Linked DNA regions of Homo sapiens: region 1 is linked to region 2. Evidence: read pairs that join two places in POLR2A ChIA-PET (ENCODE). Cell type or tissue: B cell. All regions are shown on one strand. Each heading gives the region's core, and the rest is flanking DNA. Links, peaks and the distances in the headings are about the cores only.

What was found. ChIA-PET counts read pairs that join two places held together with the same protein. Peaks named below come from ENCODE experiments on the same cell type or tissue, not always from the same donor. Only the 100,000 strongest peaks of a DNase experiment are listed, where the experiment ranks them.
Region 1: POLR2A ChIA-PET joins it to region 2 with 11 read pairs; 2 of 35 experiments call an interaction of 5 or more read pairs at or near these places.

The regions. Positions count from the first base shown.
Region 1 is chr14:105,711,075-105,715,452 of GRCh38, forward strand. It overlaps IGH. Among named protein-coding and RNA genes, the nearest start is that of MIR8071-2, 73 kb to the left of the region's middle. In B cell, for the core only: no CTCF peak of the experiment used is centred there; DNase peaks (open chromatin) are centred at 377, 587, 1,147, 1,837 and 2 weaker places; H3K27ac peaks cover 1,073 bases.
Region 2 is chr14:105,816,389-105,820,766 of GRCh38, forward strand. It overlaps IGH. Among named protein-coding and RNA genes, the nearest start is that of MIR4539, 39 kb to the right of the region's middle. RefSeq lists an enhancer at 1,238-2,446. In B cell, for the core only: no CTCF peak of the experiment used is centred there; DNase peaks (open chromatin) are centred at 993 and 1,833; H3K4me3 peaks cover 1,354 bases; H3K27ac peaks cover 4,000 bases.

The sequences.
Region 1 (4,378 bases), core at 297-4,296, 110 kb before region 2:
CCAGCCCAGCCCAGCCCAGCCCATCCCATCCCGGCCCAGCCCGGCCCAGCCCAACCCGGCCCAGCCCAGCCCAGCCTAGCTCACCCCAGCCTGGTCTAGCTCAACCCAGCTCAGCTCAGCCCACCCTAGCTCAGCTCAGCCCAGCCCAGCTCATCCCAGCCCAGCCCAGCCCAGCTCGTCCCAGCCCAGCCCAGCCCAGCTTGTCCCAGCCCAGCCCAGCACAGCTCAGCCCAGCCCAGCCCAGCCCAGCACAGCTCAGCCCAGCCCAGCCCAGCCCAGCCCAGCCTGGCCTAGCTCACCCGAGCCTGGTCTAGCTCAGCCCAGCTCAGCTCAGCCCAGCTCAGACCCGCTCAGCCCGGCCCGGCCCGGCTCGGCCCGGCCCAGTCCGGCCCGGCCCGGCCCAATCCGGCCCGGCCCAGCTCAGCCCGGCCCAGTCCAGCTCAGCCCAGCTCAGCTCAGCCCAGTCTAGCTCAGCCCAACCCAGCCCAGCCCAGCCCAGCCCAGCCCAGCCCAGCCCAGCTCATCCCAGCCCAGCCCAGCTCAGCTCAGCTCAGCCCAGCCCAGCTCAGCCCAGCTCAGCCCAGCCCAGCCCAGCTCATCCCAGCCCAGTCCAGCTCATCCCAGCCCAGTCCAGCCCAGCTCAGCTCAGCCCAGCCCAGCTCAGCTCAGCCCAGCCCAGCTCAGCACAGCACAGCCCAGTCCAGCTTAGCCCAGCTCAGCCCAGCACAGCTCAGCCCAGTCCAGCTTAGCCCAGCTCAGCCCAGCCCAGCCCAGCCCAGCTCAGCCAAGTCTAGCTCAGCCCAGCCCAGTCCAGCTCAGCCCAGCCCAGTCCAGCTTAGCCCAGCCCAGCTCAGCCCAGCTCAGCCCAGCCCAGCCCAGCCCAGCCCAGCTCAGCCCAGCTCAGCTCAGCTCAGCTCAACCCAGCCCAGCCCAGCTCGTCCAAGCCCAGCCCAGCCCAGCTCAGCCCAGCCCAGTCCAGCTCAGCCCAGACTAGCTCAGCCCAGCCTAGCTCAGCCCAGCTCAGCCCAGCCCAGTCCAGCTCAGCCCAGCCCAGTCCAGCTCAGCCCAGCCCAGTCCAGCTCAGCCCAGACTAGCTCAGCCCAGCCCAGCTCAGCCCAGCCTAGCTCAGCCCAGCTCAGCCCAGACCAGTTCAGCTCAGCCCAGTTCAGCCTAGCCTTGCTCAGCCCAGCCCAGCCCAGGGCAGCTCAGGGCAGCCCACATGGACGTGTATCAGCTGGCTCCACGTCATCTTCTTTGCCCTCTGGCTCGGCTCAGCCTAGGCCTCAGCTCAGCCATGAAACCTGTTCACCTTGTATCCCAGGAAGGGCCGGGTCATCCCTGGTTAGGCCTGGCCAGCCTGGCTCAGCCCCCAGTGCCCAGATCCTTCCTGCCTGGTTAGGAAGCCCTGCCCTGTGGTTCCGGAGTCCCTGTGGTGACCTCTTTTGTCCTTCCCTCTTGTCTTGGTGCCTGTTCTCCACCTTTTGCTTCCAGAAGGGGCCAGGACCAGCCTGGCTGGACTCCTCAATGTGCAGAGGAGGAGACGGAGGCCTGGAGACCTCCAAGACCCACCTGGTCAGGCTGCTGGAGGGCCCGCAGTGCTGAGTGGGCGGCCTCCGGCGTGCAGGCCCTCATGGCAGGTCCACCCTCACGGGCGTCTGGCTGCCTGCCAAGAGGGCTGCTGTGGGGAGGGAGCCCTGGCCCGGCCCAGGCCCTGCCTTGATGGCCGTCTGTCCTTAGCAGAGCCCTGCTCTGCCTCGCTGGCTGTGTCCACAGATGTGGCTGGATGCTGAGGGGCTGGAGGGGAGGGCCTGCATGCCCGTACGTCTGGCCTACAGACAGGGTCACTCGCCCACTTCCTGCCCCAGCAGACACGGCCGCGCGGCTCCACGTCATGTCTGGCCTGTGGTCTGGCTGTGGTGGGGCCAGGTGTGTGTGGCCAGGGCTCTGTGACCCCACCGGCCGTGGAGCCTCATGGCTCCACATGGCTCCACAGGGCGGGGTGGGGGCCACGATGCAGGGAAACAGGAACAGACACAGTTAGAGGCTCAGAGACCCCGAGACAGAGATGGCAAAGGGGAGACACAGGGCCAGAGAGGGTCCCCGACCACCCGCAGGGGAAGGGTGCCTGTGAGTGGACTCCCGTTGAGGGGGCCTTGGGGCCACAGGGCGGGCATCAGGCTGGGGAGAGTGAGTCTTGCGCTGCTGGGTTGGAGCCACTCCGGCCTGGCCTCCCTCGGTCTGCCCCATGGGCCGCTGGGGGCCCCAGACTGCAGCCCAGGGTGGGGGCATGGGGGCACCCCGTCTCCTAGCCTGCAGCCCTGCGGGTCAGGGTGGCCAAGGTGCCTGCTCTACCCTGTCCAGCGCTGCCCAGGTGGCACTCCTACTGTGGGTCACCAGAGAGCTGGCCGTTGCGTTGGAGAGATCCCGCCAGCGATGCTGGCCCTGGAGTCGGGGGAGGCCAGCTATGTCTGGGGGCTCGGGTGGCACCGGCAATGGGAGGCCAGAGGCGCTTCACAGAGGAGCTGCTGCAGCGGAGTCCTGGAAAGCGTGGGCGTGAATGGAAGATGCCCTGGCCATGGGGCCGGGCCACCCCGGCGGAGGCTGTCGGGTGAAATCCAGGGAGTGACAGTGAGGCCGGATCAGGGCAGGTGGGGTCAGAGGAGGAGGGAGGTAGCCTGGGGCTGCCCCAGGGTCCTGGGAAGACACACCTGGCGGTTCAGGGAAGCTCTGGAGCTTTTGTTATGAACCTTGGGATGCCCCCGGCCCTCGCCAGGGGGACGTGGCTGCTGCATCTTAGTCATTTCTGGCTGCAATAACAAAAATACCATAGACTGGTGGGTTCAGCAGCAACATTCATTTCTCACGGTTCTCGAAGCTGGAAGTTCAAGGTCAGGATGGCAGCAGGGTCAAGTTCCAGGAAGGGTCGATTCCTGGTTCACAGACCCCCATCTTTTCACTGCGTCCTCACGTGGTGGAAAGAGGGCAGGGCTGCTCTCTGGGGTCCCTTTTCTTTAGGGTCTCTAGTGAGATTAGGGACCGAATCACATTTTTGAGGGTTCCCCCTCAGGCCCTAACCACCTCCCTGAGGCCCCAGCTCTGCATGCTCTCACTCTGGGATGACGGCTGTCACACAGGAGTTTCGGGCAGACACAGACCCTCAGACCATAGCACCACCCCTGTCTGCCTCTGCCTCTCCCCATCCCTGTGTCTCCTCGTCTGTCTCCAGCTAGGACACTTGTCCTTGGACCTAGCCCCCTCGATAATCCAGGGTGTCCTTCACCTTGAAATCCTTGACAATCCAGGGCGCCCTCACCTTGAAATCCTTGACAATCCAGGGTGCCCTCACCTCGAAATCCTTGACAATCCAGGGTTCCCTCACCTCGAAATCCTTGACAATCCAGGGTGCCCTCACCTCGAAATCCTTGACAATCCAGGGTGCCCTCACCTCGAAATCCTTGACAATCCAGGGTTCCCTCACCTCGAAATCCTTGACAATCCAGGGTTCCCTCACCTCGAAATCCTTGACAATCCAGGGTGCCCTCACCTCGAAATCCTTGACAATCCAGGGTGCCCTCACCTCGAAATCCTTGACAATCCAGGGTTCCCTCATCTCGAAATCCTTGACAATCCAGGTTTCCCTCACCTCGAAATCCTTGACAATCCAGGTTTCCCTCACCTCGAAATCCTTGACAATCCAGGGTGCCCTCACCTCGAAATCCTTGACAATCCAGGGTTCCTTCACCTCGAAATCCTTGACAATCCAGGGTTCCCTCACCTCGAAATCCTTGACAATCCAGGGTGCCCTCACCTCGAAATCCTTGACAATCCAGGGTGCCCTCACCTCGAAATCCTTGACAATCCAGGGTTCCCTCATCTCGAAATCCTTGACAATCCAGGTTTCCCTCACCTCGAAATCCTTGACAATCCAGGTTTCCCTCACCTCGAAATCCTTGACAATCCAGGGTGCCCTCACCTCGAAATCCTTGACAATCCAGGGTTCCTTCACCTCGAAATCCTTGACAATCCAGGGTTCCTTCACCTCGAAATCCTTGACAATCCAGGGTGCCCTCACCTCGAAATCCTTGACAATCCAGGGTTCCTTCACCTCGAAATCCTTGACAATCCAGGGCGCCCTCACCTCGAAATCCTTGACAATCCAGGGTTCCTTCACCTCGAAATCCTTGACAATCCAGGGTGCCCTCACCTCGAAATCCTTGACAATCCAGGGTTCCCTCATCTCGAAATCCTTGACAATCCAGGGTTCCCTCACCTCGAAATCCTTGACAATCCAGGTTTCCCTCACCTCGAAATCCTTGACAATCCAGGGTGCCCTCACCTTGAAATCCTTGACAATCCAGGGTTCCTTCACCTCGAAATC
Region 2 (4,378 bases), core at 246-4,245:
GCATGTTTCTGGCCTGGACCCTTCCCCTCCTGCTCCTTTTGCCTGGGATGCACCTCCCAGTGGTCCATGTCCCCAAGGACATATTCTGGATGCCTGGCATTGATGGCCACACCCTCAGCTGGCGCTGTTGTCCTTTATGGAGCATTTATTTGTTTTTAATTGCTTTTTTTCCTCTTCTGGTTTCTTTGTGATTTGTTTTTAATTGTATTATCCATTCCCCACCAGGACCTTAGTGCCGCAGTGCAGACACACTGCACGTGTCCACCTTAGCCCTTGGCCTGGCACACAGTAGATGTTCAATGAACATCACATTGTAAGTTGCTTTCCATTGACGATTTGTGACTTCTAACACTCTCCATGTGTTCTATTGGCTATTTGTGTCTGCAGCTGGCTAAAGAGAACTCCTCTTCCCCACGTTCCACTGAAAACTTCTTCAAGGTCGAGCTTGTCTCATTCATCATGTTTTTGTTTGTTTGTTTGTTTGTTTTTTACATTCACTTACTTGGACTCTGATAGTTAATTTTAGGTGTTAACTTGGGCAGGCCATACTACCCAGATATTTGGCCAAACACCAGTCTAGATAGTGCAGGTGATTTTTAGATGTTATTAACATTTCAACCTGTGGACTTTGAGTAAGGCAGATCATCATCCATAATGTGGGTGGGCCTCATCCAGGCAGTTGGAGGCCTTAAGAGAAAACAGACGGCAGTCCCCAAGGAGGACAGAATTCTGCCAGCAGGCTGAACTTTGGACGGGAGCAGCAGCCTCAGCTCTTCTCTGGGTCACCAGCCTGCTGGTTTGCCCTGCAGATTTTGGACATTCGTCTCCACAACTGTGTGAGCCAATTCCTTAAAATCTCTCTCTCGCATCTCTCCCTCTATCCATACCTGTGGCCATAGCCTGTGTCTATGTTGATACCTATTTCTGTCGATATCCACATCCACATCTATGGGTTCTGTTTCTCGGGAGCTCATGCGAATACAGGCTCTCTTTCATGTTAGATACTTTGGTCACTTTCTTTCCTGGGGTGCTTACTTTGTTTTTGGTGGCTTTGTCCTTATAGAGACTTTATTTTTTTCCTTGTGGGCAAATTTATCAGTCTTACTTTTCACTGTTCCTGGCCTTAGCCTCATTCTGAGAGAACACTTATTCACCTTAAGAGAATATAGATATTTTGCCATATTTTTTTCTGGTGTGATTATTGATCTGTATCAGTGCTGGTCTTCAATTTGCTTTTTGTCCTTACAATGAGAGCAGAAATCCTTTCTCTTTTCTCTTTCATTTTCCCAATTCCGTTTTGAGGTCTTGTCCAAACCAATGTTTTCTAGAATAAACTTGGCAGGTATAGAGCCGGCTATGGCCACAGCCGCAGACATCAGGGCCTCGGCTGGAGAGGAGAGGTGCAGGCCTCTGGAAGTCTCTTTGGGGCTGGAGACTATGGCCTGATTTCTGTCCAGGTCTTGGGGGGCCTCTGTCCACAAGTCTAGGGGGGCAGAAAGGGCTCAGACCCTTCCCTCAAAATACCAAGGGAGAGGAGGTCGGCTGGGCCCAGGCAGGTGGCTGGTGGTGAGCGCCCCGAGATCAGGCCAGGCTTGTCAAGCATTGATTTAGGTGTGGGAGGCAGACATGTCCTGTTTGTTACCAGCTGGAAACAGATGTTTCTGCCCCGAGTGCCACCTTAGAGGGTGGCGTCCAGGCCCAGCAGGCTGTGGCGACACGGGTGAGCTGCAGAGCGTGCGGAGGCGAGGGCCCTGGCCCATGTCAGGAGGCTGAGTTACGACTGTGGCTTCAGTGCCGGGAAAGCTGTAAACACATTCCTGTGCGGGGCCCTGGGCCACCTGGGGCATCACATGCCCCCAGAAGACAGATTTCTGTAGTCAGTCAGGACTCAACGGACATTTACGTAACATGGAAAGGGGAAGTGGTGCTGGAGGGCAGCCCCCTGAATCACTCTGTTGGAGCAATTCTGTTGGGTGAAGGTGCATGAAAACAACACAGTGTGGCTGAGGGCCAGGGCTGTAGACATTCGGTCAAGTGCACAGGCTGTGCTGGAGCAGCCCCGGCACTAGAAACAGGCGCAGGGTGGGGAGTTTGCTGGGGTCAATGTGCATTGCGTCGTGCATTTTAGGGTATTTCCTAGGTATAATTGCTAGAGAGAAACAAAGCTCAAATACAGATCATCTGCCCCACACCAGGTTCCCACCATCCTCAGGGGAATCACAGGTTACTGGCTTTGGAGACCGAGATGTCTTCCCGCCTCCCAGGGGCCTGTGGATGGGACTCCCTGCGAATTCGACTCCCAGGGGAAAAGCCAAGAGCTGCCTCCTTGGGACAGCTGGGCGGCAGCTGTGATCGCACATGGCTCAGGCAGAGGCCTGAGCGGCTGCCTCCGTTGGCCAGCAGGCTCTGAGAGCACTCGCCCGGCCTGACTGTTCATCCATCCTTTCACCCGGAGGCCAGCTGTGGCTGTCTGTGCTCTCAGAGGGGAGGCGATGGCAAGGCGCCTGCCATGCAGATGGGTGGTGGGAGTGAGCCTGTTACACTCTGAGGCCAGGACCGGGTCTGGGGGCACTGGGGCTCCAGGGTGGCCGAGGGCAGTGGGTCAGGCCTGAGAGTTCTGACTTTGTTCTTGGTGCAGTGGGAACCTCTCTGTGGGTTTGAATGGGCCGTCCTGATAGATTCATGTTTTAAAAAGACCACATGGTCCGTGGGGTGGGGGTGGGGCCGGAGGATCAGCAGGAGCCTCTGGCTTCGGAGTCATGGCACCTTCTCCTTCTCACGTCTCCCTCTGCCTCCCTCCTGTGACACCTGTGCCCACATTCGGAGCCACCCAAGTAATCCAGGCCCCTCTCCTCATCTCAAGATCATTGGCTTAATCTCATCTGCAAAGTCCCTTTTGCCATGTAAGATCTCAGAGTCACAGTTCTGGGAATCTGGATGAAGACACTTTTGGGGCCTGACTTAGCCGACTACCCACCTGCAGTTTCAGATGCCTTGAGTAGGAGGCACATAGCTGACTGCCAGTGCCAACGCGTGGAATAAAAGTCCACACTTAGGGACAGATATGAGTTGAAACTATGAACAGAAGCTATTGGAAACCATAATATTGATAAGCTCACCAAGAGCATGAGCAGGGGTTGAGGGGAGACTGAGCGGGACAGCTGCAAGAAGATGACCTACAGGACGCATCCTAGGAGCAAATGAGGCACCGGGGTTGGGGCACATGGCTGACACCGGGGCTCACCCTCGTCCTGTCTCTGGTCCGTGGGTGGGGAGGGCAAATGGCCGGAGGAGCTGTTTGGGGACCAAGCTCCCGCCACACCTCACTATTTGTTCCTCATCTGGTGGAGTGAGAGAAGCCCGTGTCCAACTGACCAGGGTCAAATCCGGGCCCCCAGTCTACTGCTGGAAGATTCCGGGCAATGTCTTGGCCTGTTTTGGCTGCTGTACCAAATACCTGTCGAGCTAAATAATGAACAGAGAGAGGCTCTAACAGAAAATATTTATTTGGGAACAGTGAGGTGTGGAGGGAGCTTGGTCCCCAAGCACTGCAGTGGGAGCACACATACCATCATAAACTATGTGCATATTCAGGGAGGTAAAAGACGACAAAGGTTTTTAAAGGAAAAATGAGGACGATTACATGATCGTTTTGAAATAATCTTTGGCTACAAGGATCAATAACAAGGGTGATGCCAGTATGAGGCGCACAGGCAGTTGCTGGGCAGCTGTCCTCGCAGAAGTATTTTTTTGTGTAAGGTTGCAATGGCCTTTGTGCGAGGCTGTGTTTTTTATAGTCTTTTGTGATAGTTTTTGCTAGTAGGTGTTTATGCATGAGAATGCTTCTCAGCCTTCTCTGGCTTTATATGTCAGAGTTTCGTTTGTTTGTTTGTTTTTTAACACAAGGGACTCCATTTTGATTCTGACGACTTTCATCATATTTTCTCCCTTTGGTCAAGGTCTTTCTCTGGAAGCCTCACTGATGGACCATGCTGTGGTAGGTTCTGATGTCCCTCAGTATTTGGATGGGCCTGTCCCAGGTGTCTGGTCTGGTCACATGTTTGAAGGAGTGATTGATGTCTAGGAGTCAGTGTCAAAATCCTTTTAGCCACATTTGAGTAACAAAGGAGGTTTGAAGACAGTGGCTTTCAGGCTAAGTCTACCTGGAGTAAATGATTAAGTTCAATTTTGTCTGTGGTGTGGTCTTTTGCTATTATCTCAAAGTGCTGGGCTAGCAATATTCTGTTAGAAGTTGTACTTCTGAAAAAATTCAGCAAGTAACAGATACAAAGTTTAAAAAGGGAAAATAAAAAGTAAAATTAGTAATAACATGACAATCCTAGTTTGCATAATAGGATTATGCAATGTCTAGGATTAA